Linked DNA regions of Homo sapiens: region 2 is linked to region 1. The links are chromatin loops, found by intact Hi-C in ENCODE. Cell type or tissue: PC-9. All regions are shown on one strand. Each heading gives the region's core, and the rest is flanking DNA. Links, peaks and the distances in the headings are about the cores only.

The links. Peaks named below come from ENCODE experiments on the same cell type or tissue, not always from the same donor. Only the 100,000 strongest peaks of a DNase experiment are listed, where the experiment ranks them.
Region 2: it touches region 1 in a loop (2.2-fold over the local background); 4 of 110 quality-filtered maps call a loop at or near these places.

Annotation. Positions count from the first base shown.
Region 1 is chr6:17,906,593-17,909,403 of GRCh38, reverse strand. All of the region lies in intron 2 of KIF13A (kinesin family member 13A), which reads left to right. Among named protein-coding and RNA genes, the nearest start is that of KIF13A, 80 kb to the left of the region's middle. In PC-9, for the core only: CTCF peaks have their summits at 1,010 and 1,212; DNase peaks (open chromatin) are centred at 1,513 and 1,823; H3K27ac peaks cover 2,500 bases.
Region 2 is chr6:17,823,780-17,826,590 of GRCh38, reverse strand. It overlaps KIF13A (kinesin family member 13A), which reads left to right. Exons shown (of 39, transcript NM_022113.6): 15 at 467-553; 16 at 657-823. Among named protein-coding and RNA genes, the nearest start is that of NUP153-AS1, 120 kb to the right of the region's middle. In PC-9, for the core only: no CTCF peak of the experiment used is centred there; no DNase peak of the experiment used is centred there.

The DNA of each region.
Region 1 (2,811 bases), core at 253-2,752:
CCACCACACCCGGCTAATTTTTGTATTTTAAGTAGAGACAGGGTTTCGCCATGTTGGCCAGGCTGGTCTCAAACTCCTGACCTCAGTTGATCCACCCGCCTCGGCCTCCCAAGGTGCTGGGATTACAGGCATAAGCCACAGCACCCAGCCAAAAACCTTTCTTTTCTTCAGGGAAAGAACCCTGTTTTATAAGTTCTGTCATTCTTCAGCTCCCCAGTACCCTTTTCCCAGATGAAATTTAGTTTCAGCAATGTTGACATTTTGCGTGTATAATTGAGGAGGACTATTTGTTGTAACAACAGCAATGGCATCTAACATTTATTGAGCAATAACTCTGCATGCTAATGATGTACAGCATTACCCACGCCACCTCATGCCATCCTTCAACAGTGCTAAAGGAGTGCTCTTCTATTCCCGCTTTAGAGGCTGAGACTCAGCGGTTGAGTAAACTTGTCCAAGGTCAACATGGCTAGATCAAGGCAGAGCTAGGATTGTTTGACCCCCAATCCTGAACTCCTCACCACTGTGCTTCATTATATCTTGTAGAATTAAGCCAAATACAGTTATGCCAGAAGGAAGTAGTTCAAATATACCAAAGTAGTCCAAAAAATCAAACCACAAGTCTGTCTGCTTCAGTACAAAATTAGTTGTTTTTCTTTTTGAGTTTTATTGAAAATGAAAATAGATTAACTGGTAATTTTTTAAAAAGAAACAGGGTTTTTTTTTTTTAAGAAGGCATATCAGGATTAGCATTTTTTAAAATTACAAGTGTATTTTGAGTTCATTTTAATTTTATTTCTTTAAGACAGTCTCGCTCTGTCGCCTAGGCTCGAGTGCGGTGGCATGACCATGGCTCACTGCAGCCTCAATCTCCCGGGCTCAAGCGATCCTCCCACCTCAGCCTCCTGAATAGCTGGGACTATAGGCACGCACCATCACACCTGGCTGATTTTTAAAAACAATTTTAGTAGAGACAAGGTCTTACTCTGTTGCTCAGGCTGGTCTTGAACTCCTGGGCTCAAGCAGTCCTCCCATTGTGACCTCCCAGAGTGCTGGTATTATAGTCATGAGCCACCATGCCCAGCCTCAATTAATTTTTAAATCTGTCAACAATATAATAAGTATCAATTGAAAGGAAGCCATTTTTTTCTTCATTCATTCCATCAGGTCTGCTTCAAGGTCTGTGACTGAAGTCCCATGTGGAAAGTCCCTTCACACTGTGGGGCAGTCGTTCAATCTTTGTAGACATGGTGGAGTGGCTAGGTGGAGGGGGCACACACTCAACAAGTCTTACAGATTTTTCCTTCAAGTTGTCTTTGTGTTCTGTCTTTCTGTCCTACTTTTTGTCTTGTCCTTGCAGTAGTGTCTTAACTTACACACGGTGAGGGCTGCAGTTGGTGCCAGGCAGAGGCTCACCAGTGCGTGTCTCACTGCTGACTCTAGATGGTGTGGCCTCTTACATTCACGCTTGAGTCTCACCCTCCTAAAACAGATCTGGCCATGTCATTCCCATTGCGCAAACCATCTGTGGCAATTTCTTCTGAGAAAAGGCTGAGTCATCATGGCAGTCAATGCTGTCTGCATTTTGGTTCTTGTCTATTCTTCCAGCTGTATGGCTCTCAATTACATTCTGTCTACCTGCTATTCCCTGAACATATCCTGTGCACTCTAGCTTTGTTCCAGCTGTCCTTCTGCCTAGGATTTGCTCCCAACACATCTGCATCTACATTTTTGTGGCTTTATTTATACCCCTCTTCAGTGGCCCTCAGTTTCCTACTACCTCAGCAGGAAGTAGTCGTTTGCAGCCTTCTAACTCCACGTTGTCATACCAGTTCCTTTTTTTTTTTTTTCCATAAATGCCTTTCCTTCTTGGAGGTTCACTCTGTGTAGGCTTCTCCTGCACATTCATGAAGGACACAGAAGGGCTAATTCATGCTATTAACCACATGGATAACCCTTGTAAGCATGAATGATCCACATCATTGAACATCCACATGGATTGCTATCCAATCAATACCTAGCCTAAGCTGAAAGAGCTCTCACCAAATTCTTTGATGCCAGAGAGGCAATACTCAATAGCAGTTAAGTGTACAGTGTGCTCCAGCCAGAGACTGCCTGGGTTTGAATCATGGTACTGATGCCAGTTAACTATGATCTTGTGAAAGTCATGCAATCTGTATACCTTGTTCCTCAGTATTTTTTATTTGAAAAATGATAATAATGAGAGTTTTTATGTATAGGGTCATTAAATATGTTAAGTGAGTTAAAGCAGATAGTAACAGAAACCTATCTGGCACATAATTAGAACTCAGTAAGTGTTAGCTATTAATTAAAGTAATGATCATCCATTTCAATTCACAGACATATACTATATGACCAGGTTAGAATTTACAACCCTGAAATGTGCTACCTCTGAAATGTTAGGTTTCACTTGTTGACTGTAGCATCTTATCTCACCCAGCACCTCTGCATCTTTATTCTTGAATTGTATCCAGACCATGAGTGTCTTACCTCTGCCGTTTTCTCCCAGTCTGTCATCCTCCTGACTTTACTTCCTTCTCTACCCAATTCTTGCCCTACCAGGTATTCTCATGGAACCGTAGCTTCCCCTCACCAACTGCAAGAATAGTGTTCTTGAAAAGTACCACAGCAGCCAGGCATAGTAGCTAATGCGTGTAATCTCAGCCTCACTTTGAGAGGCTGAGGCAAGAGGATTGCTTGAGCCCAGAAGTTCGAGACCAGCCTGGACAATATGCCAAGACCCTGTCTTGACAAAAAAATACAAAAATTAGCTGGGTGTGGTAGTGCACA
Region 2 (2,811 bases), core at 302-2,801, 83 kb after region 1:
CCCTGTCTCTCTCTGCCTCTCTCTCTTCTTCCTTGCATTTTATTTGTTGAAGTCACCTCATTGTTGATCCTAGAGGTTCCCACAGTCAGGATTTTGCTCACTGCATCCCATGGCATCATTTCACATCCTCCATTGTTCTCTGTATTTCCTAAATTGGCATTTAAATGTGGAAGCTTGATCAGGTTCAGCTCAAATTTTGACAAGAATAGCCATGGGTGGTGCTTTCTGTCTCCATCAGGAGTGCATCATGTTAGGTTGTCATTCTCTGAGGGGTGTTGGCAGCCCTTGGTCCTCATGGCTTAGATTGTGTGTTTTCATAGTGGTTACACATTCTGCTCTTCCTTCTTTAAGCGTTAGTTGGAATGCATTTATTAAGAGAAAGCTCCCCTAGTTATCTCTTTGGCTACCAGGACAAGGTCTTGTGCTCCTTCCCATTTACCTGGTATTTTCCCTCGTGTTCTCCCAGGTCCTGTGTGAACGGCACCCTTGTGTGCAGTACCACCCAGCTGTGGCATGGTGACCGAATCCTATGGGGAAATAATCACTTTTTTAGGTAACATCTTTGTGTTCTGTAATATATTTTCGTATACATTTTTTCTGTTATCTATTTAAGTGTAAAACAAGTTGATTTTCTCTAATGGTGAAAAACCCCACAGAATAAACTTACCTAAGAGGAAACGTCGAGATTGGTTGAAAGACTTTGAAAAAGAAACGGGCCCGCCAGAGCATGACCTGGATGCAGCCAGTGAGGCTTCCTCTGAACCAGACTATAACTATGAATTTGCACAGATGGAAGTTATCATGAAAACCCTGAATAGTAATGGTAAGACCCTCACTCTGTGTTCCAGCGCCTTGGGCATTTCCTCACCTCACACCATTCAGTGAGGGATAAGCATGCATCAGGTGTCATTCCGCATTCCACATTTTAAACACATAAAACTGCTCATTTCTTTAAAAGGCCATCAGTGAATAACTAATGACAAGATGTGGGGGAGATGGTCTTCTCCCTCAGTTACAATGAGGATATGGATGGTCCCGTTTTTGAGACCTCTTATTCCCAAGCGAATTGTGGTGACATTTCCACGGGCCTAGAGTACTGAATGATTTTGACAAAATTCCTTACCAAATTTCTCATCATCGAGCCTGTCATATCTGAATCCTTGAGAATGTGAAAATCCCCAACAGAATATAAATTCAGGAATTTCAAATATAATCTATGGAAAGATAAAAGTCACAGCATTTTAGTATAAACTCAATTGGAAATTTTACCCCAAAGATATTTATTTAATAAGCCCAGATCACTTTTACAAAAATGATAGTGAAAATGAAATGCTTTATAGCCTCTTTATTTGACTTATACCAAGTTTCACATCTAAAAGTCCGTGTTCCTTTACCTTTTCTTTCTTATTCTGTGCCTATACACACCTGCCTGCATTAAATAAAATAGACACCAAATTCTTTCCTTTTTTGCTGTTTTATAAATCTGCCCTTTCTTTTCCCATCTCCCAGTGTCTTAATTGCTAGATTTGATGACTGGGACTTAGAAGCCAGAAGCAATGTTCACCTGTTACCAACCACAAGATGACATTTCTGGGACTAGAATGATTTTATGAGGATAAAACTGAGGCTGTTTAGGGGTACCTGAGAAAGGTAGTTTGTAGGCTCAGTCCAACCTCTCCTTCTCATTCATCTGATCTTGGGGCACCTGAGGTTCCCTAACTTGAACCAGGGTGGACCTCCAGGGCCCTGAGGGCCCTAAGACAGGCAGCCTCTACCTGACAGGGGGCTTGAAGAGCATTTTGGTGTTTTGTTTTTTTTTTTTTTTTTTTTGAGACGGAGTCTCTCTCTGTCGCCCAGGCTGGAGTGCAGTGGCACGATCTCGGTTCACTGCAAGCTCCACCTCCCAGGTTCACGCCGTTCTCCTGCCTCAGCCTCCCAAGTAGCTGGGACCACAGGCGCCCGTGACCACACCTGGCTAATTTTTTTGTATTTTTAGTAGAGACGGGGTTTCACCGTGTTAAGGCAGGCTGGTCTCAATCTCCCGACCTCGTGATCCGCCTGTCTTGGCCTCCCAAAGTGCTGGGATTACAGGCATGAGCCACCACGCCCAGCCGAGCATTTTGTTTTTCACAGTTGAGCTCTTCCCTTAAACATTGGCTTTCTCACTTTACTCTTTGAGCCTATCTGGGAAGAATTTGAGCATAGAGAATTGTGGCATATGTGCTGCCAAGGCAAGCACATGGTGAGAGAATTATCAGATCTCTGGCATATCAAATTGGGGATTCTGTTGCAGGATTAAAGCTTTTGGCCTTTTCATTGATTTCTGTTTATGAAGTTTTTGCCTAGGGGGCCTCTTTTTTTAATTATAAAAATGAAATGTAGGGCCAGGTGTGGTGGCTCATGCCTGTAAATCGCAGCACTTTGGGAGGCCCAGGTGGGCAGATCACCTGAGGTCAGGAGTTTGAGACTAGCCTGACCAACATGGCAAAACCCCATATCTCCAAAAAATACAAAAGTTAGCCAGGCATGGTGGCACATGGCTGTAATCCTAGCTACTCGGAAGGCTGAGGCAGGAGAATTGCTTGAACCCAGGAGGCAGAGGTTGAGCCAAGATCGCATCACTGCACTCCAGCCTGGGCGACAGAATGAGACTCCTTATCAAAAAAAAAAAAAGAAATTTAAATTAAACGCCAGGCATGGTGGCTCACATCTGTAATCCCAGCACTTTGGGAGGCCGAGACGGGAAGATAGCTTGAGGCCAGGATTTGGAGACCAGCCTGGGCAACATAGTGAAACTCCATCTCTACTAAA